Linked DNA regions of Mus musculus: region 2 is linked to region 1. The links are chromatin loops, found by intact Hi-C in ENCODE. Cell type or tissue: heart. All regions are shown on one strand.

Region 1 (8,000 bases):
GCTGGGGGCAGACAACTGTCACCTTCATTGAGACCTCATTGACAAAGTCATAATTACAGAAATCTCAAATGTGCCCTGTGCTAGGTACTTTAGATCTGTGAATACTGCCAAGGCACCCCACTACCCCATAAAGATAAGGAAACCAAAGCATCATACTGCTGAAGCTCTAGTATAAAGGAGCCCCTTTGGGAGATGAGCGGGCATTCTTTTAAGCAACGCCCACTGTGAATCCATCTGTTTTCTGCCCTCCAGGGTAAGCTCATTTCTCATAGTGGTCGTCTATCTGTTGCTCATCGTTGTTGGCCAGACCTACATGAGAACGCGGAAGAGCTTCAGCTTGCAGAGGCCTCTCATCCTCTGGTCCTTCTTCCTGGCAATATTCAGGTAAGTTAGTCCTCCACCCCATGCTCTCTGCCTGTTCTTTAGTCCTTACATCTCCATTTTACCCTGAGGGTTTCTCAAATCCTCAGCCACGTCGACTTCTTTTCCATAGTACCTGGGTTTTCTCTCTTCCTTGAGCCCAAGGCTATGGTCTCTGTTCTGTTCCACCCCTCTTTAAAATGTTTACTTTAAAAGATAGTCTCTTAATCTGCACCCCAGACTGCTCTAATAGCCCACTGTGTAACCTAGGCTAGCCTCAAATACCACAACCGTCCTGCCTCAGTCCCCTGAGTTCTGGGAATACAGATGTTAGGCTCTACCCCATTCCTCTTGTGCTCGGGAAATCTATACGGCCGACAAAATTGTCTAGCCTTAAATATCTCAGTTCCCAAATTGCTCTTCCAAAGCAATCGAAGAGCATCAAGTTCCCCAGCCCCTCCTTTACCACGTCCTTCTGTCTCTTGCCACTTTTTCCTTCTGACTGGCAACCCACTTCAAGAACCCTGTGCTTAACTTTGACTTTCACCTCTCCCCCTGTATCCACTGGCTTTTTCTTAACCCATATCTCATGGAGAATACTTGTTAGATCTACCAGATTGGCCCCGGGAGCTCAAAAGCTGTAGCCACACTCCCCTCGGAAGGGTGAGGAGGTGATAGAGAGTTGGTTCCGACGTGGATGTGGTTGGGTCAGGTTCACGCCTGGCCATCCCCTAATCCCTTCATACCTTTGTGCATGGTCTCACTCCAGTATCCTGGGTACTCTGAGGATGTGGAAGTTTATGGCAACAGTGATGTTTACAGTGGGCCTCAAGCAAACCGTGTGCTTTGCCATCTACACGGATGACGCCGTAGTCAGATTCTGGTCCTTTCTCTTTCTTCTCAGCAAGGTTGTTGAACTGGGTGAGTGCAGGGGCTTTGTCTCCGGTGCCCAGTGACTTGAATCCTTCCCCAGCGCTCTTCCCTTACCCATCACATGGAGAGTCCCGGCCCTACTCCTGGGTCTTAGTGAGATATCCCCACCCCACACCCACACCGTGAGATTTCCAGATGTGTTCACACACCCCGGGGAGGGAGTGGTACCAGCACTGGGTGGCCTGACGACTATGATCCCTCACCTCTCAGGAGACACGGCCTTCATCATCCTGCGTAAGCGTCCACTCATCTTTGTCCACTGGTACCACCACAGCACAGTGCTACTGTTCACAAGCTTTGGATACAAGAACAAAGTGCCTTCGGGTGGCTGGTTCATGACCATGAACTTTGGCGTCCATTCTGTCATGTACACTTACTACACTATGAAGGCTGCCAAACTGAAGCATCCTAATCTTCTCCCCATGGTCATCACCAGCCTGCAGATTCTGCAGATGGTTCTGGGCACCATCTTTGGCATACTGAATTACATCTGGAGGCAGGAGAAAGGATGCCACACAACAACGGAACACTTCTTCTGGTCTTTTATGCTATATGGGACCTATTTCATCCTATTCGCTCACTTCTTCCACCGAGCCTACCTCAGGCCCAAGGGCAAAGTTGCATCCAAGAGCCAATGAGAGTAGGAAAGAAAGATGGAGCCTCAGCCGTTCCTCCGTGGCACTAAGGGTATGGGAGAATGATTAGGGTACCTCCCTGTATGGTTTCCCCCATGGGATATGTACCCTCAAAGTTGCAGGAAGCTATGACAACCAAGAAATGTCACCCTTGGGGATAGGGGGTGTGTGGTTTGGTACTTTGATGTTTCTGTCTTTAATGTGAAGGAAAACCAAGCCCTAGGAAGGAGATAGGACTGAGGTCCTTAAAATGGAGTTATTTATATTTATATTTAGAAATCTTTCTCTTCTTGCTCTATTTTTAAAAGAGGTCAACATGATCTTGAGGATTTGTGGACTTGGAGGGGAGGGGAGAGTGGACTGACTCTGTGGTAGGAGGAGGCTGACTCTGGGGAGTGAGTGATCTGCAGGGGGGGAGCCTGAGGGTGTGTGGAAGGACAGAGGCACACACAAACACTCAATAAGAATTCTAGGCCTGGTAGGCGCTTAATAAATGTCTTTTACAGACTAGAAGTTTATTGCTGTTAGAGACCCAAGCCTCTGAAAGGAACAGTGAGAAACAAGTCCTAAAATCATAGGCTAAACTGCAGAAGAGATCGCTGCGTGGAAGCACGGGTGACCAGACCTACCGGCTGTCCTCCCAGAGACCACCAGGTGGCGTCGCAGCACCAGCAGAGAACGATCCCTGTCAGCTAGCTGGTCACACCAAGCTTCATACTCCTTTTACTCCAGGAGACCCTGCTTCCCTATCCTGGAGGAAAGGAGTGAGACGGCAACCTTAGAAGCCTGGACGCTCACTCGGTTCCTGTACATCCAGCTGTCCTTTTGGACAATGGGAAGGATGAAGGGAAGGAGGGCTCAACCGCAAGTCTGAATCATCAGGCCTTTGACAGTCCGCGCACGTTTATTTCATTGATCTTTGAAAATGGGATAGGGGGAGTCTGGAGAAGGCGGGGTGAGCCAAGGGTGAATTGGCCCTGGGGGAGCTGGTCCCTGTTCCTGGCCTTAGTCCTAGGGGCGCGGTCTCCGCATAGGGGTCAGACCACCGCTCGGGGGCTGCGAGGGAAAAGGCCCTCTTCGAAGCCCGCGGCCTCTTCCCGGGTGCTCTGGCACCCCTTTCAGACCCTGGGACGAGGGCAAGCCAGTCTAGGCGACCCCTGTCCGGAGAGGCTGTGAATTACTGCCCCGCCCTCGGGGATGGATCCACAGACCTGCGGCTCACACCGGCCGTTCCACGGCGTACTGGCAGGGGCTAAGGTTAGCGGCCGGCGGCGGCCCGGGCACGGCGGGATAGCTGAAAGAGGCGTGCTGCTTGGCTTTGAGCCGCAGGCTAGCCAGGCTCGAGTTACACGGGTCCCGGTATACATAGGGGGAGGAGGCGGCTGCAGCGGCGGCTGCGGCGGCCGAGGCGTAAGGGCAGGACACTGCCCCGGAGGACACGGCGGCTGGAGCCAGCCCGGGGGGTGCCCCGCCCAGGCCCTGCAAGGCTCCGGGACCTGGTACGGTGCCCGGGGCAGCGGCGGCCGAGGGCACCATAGAAGCGGCGATGGAGCTGGGCGGTGAGAATACAGGCTGTGAAGCCAGAGGCCCCACGTTGACCGAGTTGAAGGCGAACGGGAAGGTCTTGGCGGCGAGCGGCGGGGCGAGAGCCTTGGGCGGCCAGTTGCCGTACGAGTAGCCCGGGTACACCTCCTCGTAGGGTGGCACCAGGCCCCCGAGCGGGGCTGCGAAGCCACCTTTGCACAGCTCCGCCTGCTGGCTGCGCTCCCGCTTCCGCCACTTGGCGCGCCGGTTCTTGAACCACACCTGCGGGTATCCGAGAAAGGCTGTCAGGAGGTGGAGTGGCTGGGGACTGGGCCACCCACAGTAGGATCGAGCCCGGGCGGGGAAGATCAGAGGTGCATGGTGGATGCAGGCTGGAAGGGAGGAGCGCACCGAGCCTGGGGGCCAGAGAAGTGAAGCCAGGGGCCGCAGGGTTTGGGGGAACAGCTCGGGATCAAAGAGAGATGAGGGGAAGGTAGAGCCTTGGTCCCAGCCGAGGAATCGAGTGATGGGGGTGGCAGGCAAGGCAGCAGGAGGGTGGGGAACTGGGCCCGACGTGGCACCGGCCCCGCAGAGTCACCAGCTACTTGGGATGGGGGGTGGGGGGCACGAGAGCGAGGTGCGCGCAGGTGGGGCCATACCCGCACGCGGGCCTCAGTGAGGTTGGTCCACACCGCGATCTCTTCGCGGGTGCTCATGTCAGGGTAGCGATTCCTCTGGAAGGTGGCCTCCAGCTCCTGCAGCTGCTGGCTGGTGAAGTGCGTGCGCTGCCGCCGCTGCTTCTTCTTCAGAGAGCCGTCCTCGGGGGAGCCCCCCGGCAGTGAGGCCGAGGCCTTCTCCGAGTCTGAGGGCCAGAATGTGGCAGGTCATAGGGCGCTAGGGCCTGTGCGGAGTCTCTGGTTCAGGGGCCTCAAGGAATTCCTCAGCCCCTGGCTGGCTCCCGCTCAGGTTATCACTCTCGCTCCCACCCCGCATCAAGGCTAAACTGTTTTCTCCTCCACCCCCAGAAGGGGGCGCGCTCACCACTGTGCTCCTGCCCCTTGCAGCCATGTTCTGGAAGCGGAGGGTGTGGAGTGCCTGCGTCCGATAACGACAGCGCAGGGCTTCGCGCCTCTGCCTCACCAAGCAGCCCAAACTCCATGGAGGGAGGTCTCTAGTAGAGGAAAGAGAAGACATATGTCAGGTTAATAGAAGTAAAGATCAGGGGCTTAGGGATACCCTGATGTGGTGCGTGCCTGTGACCCTAGTACTCAAGAGGCAGAAACAGGAAGATCTTCACTCTACAGTGTGTACCTGGTCAACCAAGAACACACGGTGAGACACACAGTCTTAAACAAACAAACAAACAAACAAACAACAACAACAGCCAACAAACTATCGATTTATCAGGCTCCTAATAGGGTTTCCTCATAACATTCTTGCCTCTTTTCCTATCCACTGACAAAAAGCTATCCCGAATGGTGCACTATAGAATAGAGTAGGGCGGGGCAGAGGAGATGGCTCAGCGGCTAAAGGCACCGGCTGCTCTTCCAGAGGATGTTTCTTCAATTCCCAGCACCTACATGACTGGCTGCTCACAACTGTCTGAATCTCCAGTTCCCGGGGATCCAAAGCCTTCTTCTGCCCCCCCCCCCGCCCCCGCCCCAGGGAGTAGGCACTCTGGTACTCTGGTGAACAAACATATATGCAGGGAAAGACACCCATACACTGGGAAAAATAAAAGAGTTGGGAAAGAAGGCCAATGAGAAAAAAGATGTACACTGAGAGGTTTTATGTAAGCACATGTACGATAGACTCATTAATTGTTGGGCTTATGCCTAGTGCCACGGCTACTCCATTTTGTTTGTTTGAGGCAGGGTCTCATGTAGCTCAGGCTAGCCTTAATTTTTGATCTTCCTTGCTGCTCCCACCTTTGAATGCTGGAATTTCAGGTCTGGGTTACCATGCCTGTCTGCCTGTCTGTCTGTCTGTCTGTCTGACTATCTATCTATCTATCTATCTATCTATCTGGTTTTTCTAGACAGGATTTCTCTATGTAGCCTTGGCTGTCCTGGAACTCATTCTGTAGAACAGGCTGGCTTCCAGTTTAGAGAGCTGCCTGCCTCTGTAGCCCAAGTGCTGGCATTAAAGGCATGTGTGTGTTGCCGCCACCACTACTATCCCAGCTTTAAAGGTTTTTGTTTTTGTTTTTTCTTTTTCTTTTTCAAAAACAGAATATTTGTTTAGAGCCAGGTGTGGTAATGTAGATCTGTAATTCTAGTACCCTTGGAAGGCAGACCTGGAGTTTAAGGCCAGCCTTAGCTACATGAGACCCTGCCTGAAAAGACAAGCAGTGATTCAGATGGTAAAGTACTTGTCATACAAGCATAAGGACTTGAGTCTGATTTATTCTAGCATCCACAAAGCACCACCCTGTAACCCCAGCACCGGGGAGATAGAAACAGGAGGACCCCTGGCCAGCTAGTCAAGGTGAACTGACCAGATCCAAATTCAACAAGAAACTCTGCCTCAAAACAACACAAAACAAAAACAAAATAAAACAAAAACACTAAGAGACAGAATGATTGAGGAAGACTCCAGATGTTAACCTCTGGCCTCCATCCATCTCTGCATGTGCACCTTCACACACAAAACTTTCACACATATACCCAAAGAATATGTGTTTAGATTTCCAGTAGAGCATCTCTAATCCAAAAGCTCCAAAAACTGCAGGCTGGAGAGATGGCTCAGTAATTAATAGGACTGGTTGCTCTTCCAGAAGTCCTGAGTTCAATTCCCAGCATCCACATGGTGGCCCATAACCACCCATAACTGTAGTCCCATGGGGTCTGATGCCCTCTTTCGGCGTGTAGGCATGCATGCAGATAAAATACCCATACACATAAACAAAACAAGATAATTTTTAAAAACCCAAAACTGGATGTACCCCCCACCTCAGCTTTTGGATTTCAGAGAATTTCAGATTTCAGACCTTGAGGTTAGGAATGGTTAGCCCAACCCACCCATTTCATAGGTGGAACCTGAGACTCAAAGCAACTTAAAGTACAAGTACAGTTAGGACCTGAGCTAAATCTGTGGGCTCCTAAAGAGGCTTTTCCAAGTTGTGTTCCTTGGAGCCCTCTGTTGAAGTCCTCTCAGGGTTAGGTCTGCTTCCACAGTAGGGCGGGTCTGCTTGTTTGAGTTATTTATACTTTCTTAGTAAATGGCTTGTAAATGGCTTAGTAAATGGTTCCATATCAGAACCAAGCTGGGGAGACGGCTCCACAGTTTAAAGCACTTGCTCTTGCAGGGGACCCAGGTTGGATTTCTAGCATCCATATGGTAGCTCACAGCCATTACCATCAGTAACTCCAGTTCCGGGGAACCCAGGTCCCTCACCTCGTCTCCACGGAGGTAAAACAGTCATACAAATAAAATTTTTTTAAAAATCTGAAAATTGAAACAAAAATAAAAAAACAAGAAAGAAGAAAAGAAACCTACAAAGGACATAGGCTCCTTCTGTTCCTTTGCTTGTCCAAAACATATCTCACCTCCTACCAGTCATCTCTTCCTCCACCTCATGTACACAGTTCTCCCAACACACACACACACACACACACACACACACACACACACACCACTTCTTGCCAGGATTCCTATCTCAGACCTAGCCTGATTTTCTGAAGGAGTCTGCCTGGGTCCCTGCTGAGTTTCCCCTTGGTTGGCCCCTTTCTGGTTGACATTCACAAGACCTCGCATGGGAGGAAAGAAAAGGGACAGTAATGGGTCTCTTGACTCCAAGAGCCTCTTGGGCAGAAAACAGAAACTAGGGTCAGAAGGAGAGAGCTAGGTGGGGGTGTCTCTGTCTCCAACACCCTCTCCCCATTATCAGGGACATTATGGCATTACTGTGGTGAATTAGCTCGGATTGATCGAGATGTGCATCTCTTGGCTGATCCAAATTTATTGAGAACCTTTCAGAAGGATGTGAGGCTGGACAATGGCCTGTGTTTTGTACATGGTAATACCCTCTTCAACCAGCTCTGAGAACACAGCCCTAACTCAAGCCAAGCTGACAGTAGGACTGGGTTTGAACAGAATTCTTGCTCTTTCCACTGGCAGTCGGGTCTTGTTCTTGGACTCTTCCTGGGGCTAGAGAGGTAAGACAGGAGGGAACCCAGTAGGGAAGGAGAGGAGTTGGGCCAAGGATGGAGGTAGTCAGTTAACTTCCCTTTCCAGGTCTCACGACAGGAGCTGGAGGCATGGCAATGGAAAACCTAGGCCCAACAATGTGTCCCCTGGAGTGGAGATGGCCTTGCAAGGAACTGTGACAGCAGGACCAGCAGGGCTTCAAATTTTCTGGGGAGATGTGGGAGGAAGTTAGCTCTGGAAATTGAGGTGCTCTGCAGCCAGCCCTTCCTTCAGACTCCAGATGACCTTGAAATTCAAACCACGCTCCTGACTTTTCCAGGAGCCACAGAAGCAACGCAGAACTGGCCAAGGGGACAGTGAGGTTTGCCCGCAAGAAAAGCTGTGTCCCTCTGTTGCCGT
Region 2 (8,000 bases), 120 kb after region 1:
GAAACCACCCCCTGCCCTCTGGATCCTGCAGCCCAAGGCTTCTGAGATTATTTTCTGCTCCACAAACTGACCTTTAGTTTCGTCCCATGTACCTGCAGGTCATGAGTTGTAGCACTGACTGGCAGTAGCTTGCTGGCAGGCTCTACCTGTGATTCTAAGGACCCATCACTATTACCTGCCTTCTTGAAAAATGGACTTTGCTACTTTGTTCAAGTTAAAGGAATGAAAATACAAAAAGATCAAAATAATTTAAACCACTTTATCACTAAATTACTGAAAGAGAGAAAGAAACAGACTCCCAGGATCCTTGAGATGTGAGCAAGGCTGCTATTCACTGAAATCTGACATGTCTTCTAACACAAGAAAGACCTAGCTTTCCTGTGGCCCTGAAGGCCTCAATAAGGACTTTCAAGCAGGGCTGCAAGAGTGTTTAGACAGGGGCCATAAAGAATAGGATTTCCCCTGCTGATTGAGGGAGCCGGGAGGGTGATAGGGGAGAGAGAGAGAGGCTGGATCATCACTGGCTCTGAGTCCTCAAACTCCTCCCCTTTGCATGTCTCTCTAGAAGCCACTTAGTACTTAAAATAAGACAGAGTCTTGGACATGTCAGAGGCTAGTGCCAAGAAGACAGTAGAGAAAAGACAACAGAAGTACTCACAGTTAACAGAAGTCTTCTGGCTCATTGTTGAAAGAGAAATGCTCAGGTTTCTTGGCAATCCCCCAAGCTTTAGGCTCAGGAACTCTGTTAATTTCAGGTACCAAAAAGGGGAAAATTGCCAGGTGTGGTGGCACAGACCTTGAAAGCCCAGCACTCTGGAGCAGAGGCAGAGGGACGAAGGTTAGCCTGGTCTAGTGAGTTTCAGGCAAGCCAGGGACCTTGTCTCACAAATGAAAAAAAGGAGGGAGGGGTGGCAAGAGCTGACTCCTACCACCCCGTCGGGAGGGCTCTTGCTCTCCGCGCTGCCTCAGCCTCAGCACAGCCTGAGCTTCATCAGGCCTTTCTTCCTGCTTTTCTCCGTGAGCTCACTTTTCAAGACTAAGCAGCAGAATGGACTCTTGAGAGCAAGCAGCCTTCTGCAGGACTCTCAGCATCGCTGGAGGCAGCTTCTTAGCCTGCTTCTGGTGGCTATTTGCCACAAGAGTAAAAGCAGAGTTTCTCTCTCCACAGAACTTACCATCAGCTTCTCACCTCTTTTCCACAGCTGAAATCCTGCCTGCTCCCAGTCCCCAGCCTCCAGCCCCATTCCGATTGTTTCGTTTTCCTCCTACAGCCTGGTTAGTTAAAGGACAAGAGTTTTGTTTAAGCTGGGTGTGTTCAGCACATGCTTTATAATTCCAGCACTTGGGAGGCAGAGGAAGGAGGATAAGGAATTCAGGGCCACACTTAGCTTCATAGTGAGTTCAAGACATACCTAGACTTCGTCCTGTCTTAAGAAACAAATCTAAGTAAGTAGATGAAAACAAGTTAATTGGAGTAGGTGGCAAGGTCTTTCTATATTATAGTCCTGGTTGGCTTCAAACTCCTAATTCTCCTGCCTCAGCCTGGCAAGTTCTGGGATTCCAAGTGTATAGCACTACACCTGGCCTTAGTACCATGATTCTTGCTGAGTGTTGTTTTCAATGAGAATGAATATACAGAGCCTTGGATCTGCTATAGTATGCCACCCAAAGAGCAGCACTGGTAGCTCAAACCATCTGTTTCCCCTCATTCCCTTAATTCAATTGCACCAGAACACACAACCAAAACAACCAAAGAGAAGTCATGTTAAAGATGAGAAGAGAAAAGCTGTAACCTTGGCATTCAAAGGTCTGACTCAGCCTGCTCCTTTTTCAAGACCCTTATACTACAAAATGAGTAGCTTACCACTAGTGATTCCTCAGGTGTGTCCCTAGACCAGCAGAATCAACTACCTGAGATCTTAGAAATGCAGGCTCTTAGGCCTCACTGTACCCTACAAAATCAAAGCTTCTAGGGCCTCAGTTGGTAAAGCATTTGCCACACAAACATGAGGGGCTTGAGTTTGGAGCCCTACTACCTACCCAGAGAAAAGCTGAGCACTGTAACACCAGCTCTGGAGAGCTGAAGAAAGGGGGCTCACTGTGGCTGGATGGCCTCATCACTGCGCTCCACGGGGTGTGTGTGTGTGTGTGTGTGTGTGTGTGAGAGAGAGAGAGAGAGAGAGAGAGAGAGACACAAGAGCAGCAGAAGAAGCTTCTAGAAGTGAGCCAGGCTGTGTGTGTGCTTAACAAACACTACAGGTAATTTTGATACATAGGAAGTGCTTTTTTGAGTTGGTGGAGAATTTCTCTTTTTCTTTTCTTTCTTTTTTTTTTTTTTTTTCTTTTTGTGACAAGTTTTCTCTGCATAACCCTGGCTGTCCTGGAACTTGCTCTGTAGACCAGGATGGCCTTGAACTCACAGAGACCCACCTGCCTCTACCTCCTAAGTGCTGGGCTTAAAGACATGTACTACCACCACTAGTATAATGGGTAAAATTTTTAGGTTGCTAAAAAAAATCATAAAAGCAAATCAAAACAATAGGTTAGGAGACTCATGAGAAGGCCAGGGTCTTCTCCAAGCAATTATAGACAGGCTATCTTCCCTTTCCTGTCTTCTTGACATAATTTAATCTGTTCTTTTGCCGGAGCAGATCCAACTCATGAGGGCACAGCAGAGGGCATGGAGAACATGGCAGATGCTGTCACTCACGCCCGTTTTGTGGGCACAGATCCTGCCAGTGATGAAGTTGTCCTGATGAAAATCCTTCAGGTAAGTGGGAGGGGAGAACAACCAGGCTAATGGCCAAGAGCTCGTAGGCCGGCTCTACTTGCTGGGTCAGCCGGCAGCAGTGTGAAGCTCGTAGGCCGGCTCTACTTGCTGGGTCAGCCGGCAGCAGCGTGAAGCTGTGCTTTGATTCCACTGAGGCTTTAGAGACTCACTGTTTCCAAACAAGGAGCTCGGTACCCAAAGTAAAAGCTTTTTCTAAGGGAAATAGTTAAGAGCTTTAAATGAATTGGTATCAAATACCAGAAACCCTTACTCCATCTTGTGCCTCTGGTAGACTGTGTCTGTGTCGTTTATCTGTTAGGCCTGTGGGCTAGAGATCCAGTGAGTTATGAACTATGTCAGGACTGTGCGAAGCAAAGAGAGGACTCCCAGGTCAGGTACATGGGAGTAGCTATTTTGAGTTTTTGTTTTGGGGTTTTTGTTGTTGTTGTTGTTGTTGTTGCTGTTGTTTTGACTCAGGGTTTCTCTGTGTAGCCCTGGCTGTCCAGGAACTCACTCTGTAGAATAGGCTGCCCTCAAACTCAAGATCTGCCTGCTTCTGCCTCCAGAGTGCTGGGATTAAAGGTGTGCACCACCACACTTGTTTTAATTTTTTTAATTTTTTGTTTTTGTTTTGGTGGGGCAGGGTCTCATATAACTAAGGATGACCTTGAATTCTTATTCCTGTTTTGACTTCCCAAGTGCTTGTGACATTTTACCTAGCTTTAAGGTCAGCTTACTTCTTGCTAACTTAAAAAAGAAAAAGAAAAAGAAACCCTGAAATTGGGCATGGTCATGCATACTTGTAATTGGAACTCGTAGGAGACTGAAGCTGGAGACCACAAGTTCAACCTAACCTGGACTAAATAGCGTGATCTTATCTCAGACAAAACAGGCAGTAAGGAGAACCTCACCCCTAAGCTGGGCATGTTGCTCACTGGTAGAGCACTGGCCTAGCATATGTGAGTTTGATCTCCTGAGAAGTTAGCTCAGTTAGTGAACTTTGTGCCTTATAGGCATGAAGAGAAGTGTGAGATTCCCCAATACTTATGTAAATCCCCAGGCATAGTGGTGAGAGTCCCAGAGAAGCATAGCCAAGAGGATCCTGGGTATTGCTGGTCAACCAGTCTAGCCTAATCAATGAGTTCTAGGTCAGTGAGAGACCCAGCCTTAAGGGAAGTTGGTCCACATTTCTGATGTTGATATCCATGTACTAGTGTATCCTCCACATCCCCAAACTACACACATAAACACACATGAACATGCACATAGCACAAGCAATGATGATGACGATGAGGAGGAGGAAGAGGAAGGGAGGGGAGGAGAAAGGGAGGAAGAGGAGGAGGAGGAGGAAGAGGAGGAGGAGGAGGAAGAAGAAGAAGAAGAAGAAGAAGAAGAAGAAGAAGAAGAAGAAGAAGAAGAAGAAGAAGAAGAAGAAGAGGAAGAAGAAGAAGAAGAAGAAGAAGAAGAAGAAGAAGAAAAAGAAGAAGAAGAAGAAAGAAGAAAGAGAAGAAAGAAGAAGAAATTATTTAAAATTTACTTTTCCATTTTGTTGTTTTTTCGTTGGTTGGTTGATTTTTCAAAACAAGATTTCTCTGTGTAGCTGTCCTAAAACTCGCTCTGTAGACCAGACAGTCTTCCAAGTCAGAGATCCACTTGCCTCTGCTTCCCAAGGAAAGCCCAGCTCTCTAGGTGTGTTTACAAATCAGCTGTACTCACCCTGCTTTGTTCATCAGTGTCTTCTTTCTTCCTTGTAGGTTCTCCGAACTCTGTTGCTAACCCCAGTGGGTACCCACTTAACAAATGAATCTGTATGTGAGATTATGCAGTCTTGCTTCCGGATTTGCTTTGAAATGAGACTCAGTGGTAGGTCCTTGAATACTATGTCTTTCATCCTCCTGGGGTATATGGGGATGCTGTCTCTGAAGCCCAGAGAAACAGGATTTATCCATCGTCCACCTTGGGTAACCTTAGGGGGGTTGTTCTGAAGCTAGAATAGAGTTCTCAACCCACTATTGTAGGGCAGGAGTTGGGATGAATCTTAGTCAGACTCGCTTCCAGAACCAAATCTTCTCCCTTAGGGTTTCTGGAATTGACACCAATTGATAACCCAAGAAAACCCTTCTAGTGTGTCCCCTTTTTCCTGACTCCGTAGTACCACCTAGTGGTCTGGTAACGTTATAGCTCCAGGCTGAGCTCGAGCTGGTTTTAATAAGTTTGGCATAATCCTTGGTAAACACAGTTTGGAGGGGAGTCTGCTCTGAGAGGTCTCCTGATAATAGCACAGCAAGTAATGACACCTGTGTTATTTGTTTTTGCCTGTGCAGAGTTATTGAGAAAATCCGCAGAGCACACTCTGGTAGACATGGTGCAGCTGCTCTTCACAAGGTAAACCTGCTGCTGTTTGCTTCTGCCCGGCTGCCCAGGCCTCCTGAGTCTGCCTGCTTCCACACAGCCACTTTAGGGACCTGGCCAACCCCACAACCACATCAGAGGCCACTGGGACTGTAGATAGCAATAGTTCTCTGGGCCCAGGGTTACTGAGCAAGGGAGAAGGAAGAGAGAACTCCCGTGGCCTCAGGGAAGCGGAGGGTTATTTAATCTCTGCTTCCCAAACTTGTGTCTGTTTCTGTGCAGGTAGCATCTGGGAAAGGGAGCACAGAGAAGATGCCAAATTTAAGCAGCCTAGAACAGGTTGCTGAGCTCCCTAAACTTAGCCTGATTTTGTACAAGAAGGCCAAGGCTTGGGTAACCAACAATTGTAAAAGCTGACTTAATTGGCCTTTATCTTGGCTTGCCTGGGACTTCCTGATGTTAGCACTCAAAAGTTCCATATCCTGGCAGACCCTTTAGTTCCAGGGAAACCTTGATCTTTGATTTCCCTAAGAAGGACTCCCTCATTTGGAGCCCAGGAAACCTTTCTGTCCTAGATCACATTGCCTATTCTATACTTCCTTTCCAAAGATACACTGAGGGAAGAATCAAAGCCATGACTTTTCAACCAATGAGATTTCTTTTTGCTTTCAGACTTAATCCCTATTATCTGTACATTAAACTGTTCTCGGATTCTGCTACTGAGAGTTTCTTACACCACGGATTCAATGCCTTTGAAACACCAACCTGCTTTTACTTTCTAGGCCTGACTACCTCTTGGCTTTTAGCAGCGCTTTTCAGTGATGAAAAGAGCCTTCGAACTCCAAGGGTGCTTAGTCACTCTGTCCCAGTGACTACTTTGTCAATATCTTACATATTACAATTCCTATAGCTCCAAAGTTCCAAAGGGGGTGAAATTAGCTCTTATAAGAAGCTTGTTTCTAACTAAGAGACAAGATACTGTGTGCCAATGCACCATTACTGGATCAGGTCTAGAGAAGAACATTGTCATTATCCCCAGTGACGGTCATACTATTCTCTGTCTTATAGGTTACCTCAGTTTAAAGAAGAACCCAAGAGCTATGTGGGAACCAACATGAAGAAGGTGGGGTCTGAAAGTTCGTCTGCTGTCCCCTGTCCAAACCACCTTAACTTCTGAACTTCAGTACTACTATTGCTTAGTAGCAAAGACATGCTTTCACTTAGATGGGTCTACTTGTAATCTACAAATAACTGTCACTCCTTTAAGTCAGAAATACACCTCCTGTGTGCGTCTCCTTTCTCCACCTTTCCTCTCTGACCTACCTGTCTTTGTTGACCAACCACATTTGCTAGTGAGTCAATCCTTAAGGAAACTGGACACAGCTTACCAAGCTGGGGTAAAGATGCATGTTGACAAAATGAAAATCTGGCCATCCCATTTGGCTCAGTCTTGTCAGCAAGTAAGAGTCCTAGAGAGGCTGTGCCCCAAATCCCCTCCTCGTGCTGATTAAGACTCGGCTTGTGCTTACGATGGTCTCTGTTGAAGAGACCAAATCAAGCTGTGCTTTGGATCAAAGGGTTCCCAGATTTCTGAGAAAAGAATGGTGATCGGGATGGCCTTTTTCTTTCTTGAGCTGAAACTCTGGACATCTCAGACCTCTGATGAGGTTCTGCCCATGGCAATGACCCTTGGCTATTTGGTGCATGCACCTGACCTGCCCGTGTTCCCTCCCATTCATCCCCATTCCCGCCCTGTGCCCTGCTGGCGCGTGTCTGAGTTTGTTTTACTCTGTTTAAATCGTGCATTTGCCTGTCTTTCACAGATGTCTCCATGTCTCCTCAGCAAACTGGAGCTAAGTAGTGGGGAGCAGACCAAAGCCCTGAACCAGTTAGAGAGGGTACTACTCTTTAAGAACCTCAAGGTCTCTCTCCCTCTCCCTTTCCTCCCCCCTTTTGGTTTATTTATTTAAATTTTTTTTTATATGTAACACTGGGTTCCATTTCTGTTGTTCAGAGCACAACTTACCCGCTCTATAACAGCTTGGCTTTTGAAAGTTGCATGTGTTTATAGTTTTGCAGTACTGGGAATTCTCCTGGGATTTCTGGTTGCTTGGAAGCAGCATGAAGCCTTAAACATCACAAAATGAGCCTAGAAAACGTGGGTCCTGCTGTTATCGTGTGGGAAAGACCCACCATTTCTGGGGAAACTACAGGGACCTCAAGCGAGATCCTTCTCCCCTCCCTTGTCTCAGAGCTGGAGTAGAGAGCGTGATAGTCCTTGTGTAAATCTGAATACATGGCTATGTTGGTGGGAAAAGGTGTTTCATCCTGTGAGAAGTGTTGTTGTTGTTGTTACATAAAAGGGATCATTGCAAAGTTTAGATCTCTAGGTCGATAGTAAGGAACTAGGGACCAGGACACTGGGAATTTTCTAGAATCTGTCCTTTAAAATTCAAAATGTAGGTGAGTTTAGGGAAGGAGTGTGAGCTCAAGATTGCCTGGCCCTTAAGATACCCTTGCCTTTAAAAGATGAGACAAGTAGGGGATAAAGGACGTCCACGTGACCATGACAAGGCTGTACACGCCAGAGGTGATTTCGAGCATTCAGTCACTGCGGATGAATTAACTCTGTGAGTCAGGGTTCCCTAGCAAGGGGTCTCTGTCCTATTTGATTGCATTGTCTCAATTTTTTGTGTTTGCGTAGTTACCAATTTCAGCTCTCTTCACTGACTGATTAGCCTGCATGTTGTCATGACTATTAGCCTAAGATCTGCGCTATTCTTATAAAGCCACTGTTGTCTTTCAGAATGTAGAATTGTACAGATAAAGTGGTATAGGGTTCTGTGGACACCTGCTGCCTACTATGCACCTTAGAGCC

The links. A loop is a pair of places that touch in the nucleus more often than their neighbours do. Peaks named below come from ENCODE experiments on the same cell type or tissue, not always from the same donor. Only the 100,000 strongest peaks of a DNase experiment are listed, where the experiment ranks them.
Region 2: it touches region 1 in a loop (8-fold over the local background); 39 of 42 quality-filtered maps call a loop at or near these places.

The regions. Positions count from the first base shown.
Region 1 is chr19:46,132,872-46,140,871 of GRCm38, forward strand. It overlaps Elovl3 (elongation of very long chain fatty acids (FEN1/Elo2, SUR4/Elo3, yeast)-like 3), which reads left to right. Exons shown (of 4, transcript NM_007703.2): 2 at 253-384; 3 at 1,130-1,281; 4 at 1,504-2,823. The coding sequence ends at 1,931. Pitx3 (paired-like homeodomain transcription factor 3) reads right to left here. Exons shown (of 4, transcript NM_008852.4): 2 at 4,494-4,623; 3 at 4,112-4,314; 4 at 2,814-3,734. The coding sequence starts at 4,611. The coding sequence ends at 3,147. Among named protein-coding and RNA genes, the nearest start is that of Elovl3, 5.0 kb to the left of the region's middle. In heart, CTCF peaks have their summits at 3,688 (motif pointing left) and 4,485 (motif pointing right); DNase peaks (open chromatin) are centred at 2,590, 3,280, 3,890 and 4,480; H3K4me3 peaks cover 2,386 bases; H3K27ac peaks cover 1,967 bases; H3K27me3 peaks cover 6,372 bases.
Region 2 is chr19:46,249,463-46,257,462 of GRCm38, forward strand. Gbf1 (golgi-specific brefeldin A-resistance factor 1) reads left to right here. Exons shown (of 40, transcript NM_178930.3): 5 at 2,652-2,770; 6 at 4,525-4,633; 7 at 5,095-5,155; 8 at 6,191-6,245. Among named protein-coding and RNA genes, the nearest start is that of 4833438C02Rik, 52 kb to the right of the region's middle. In heart, a CTCF peak has its summit at 4,937 (motif pointing left); no DNase peak of the experiment used is centred here.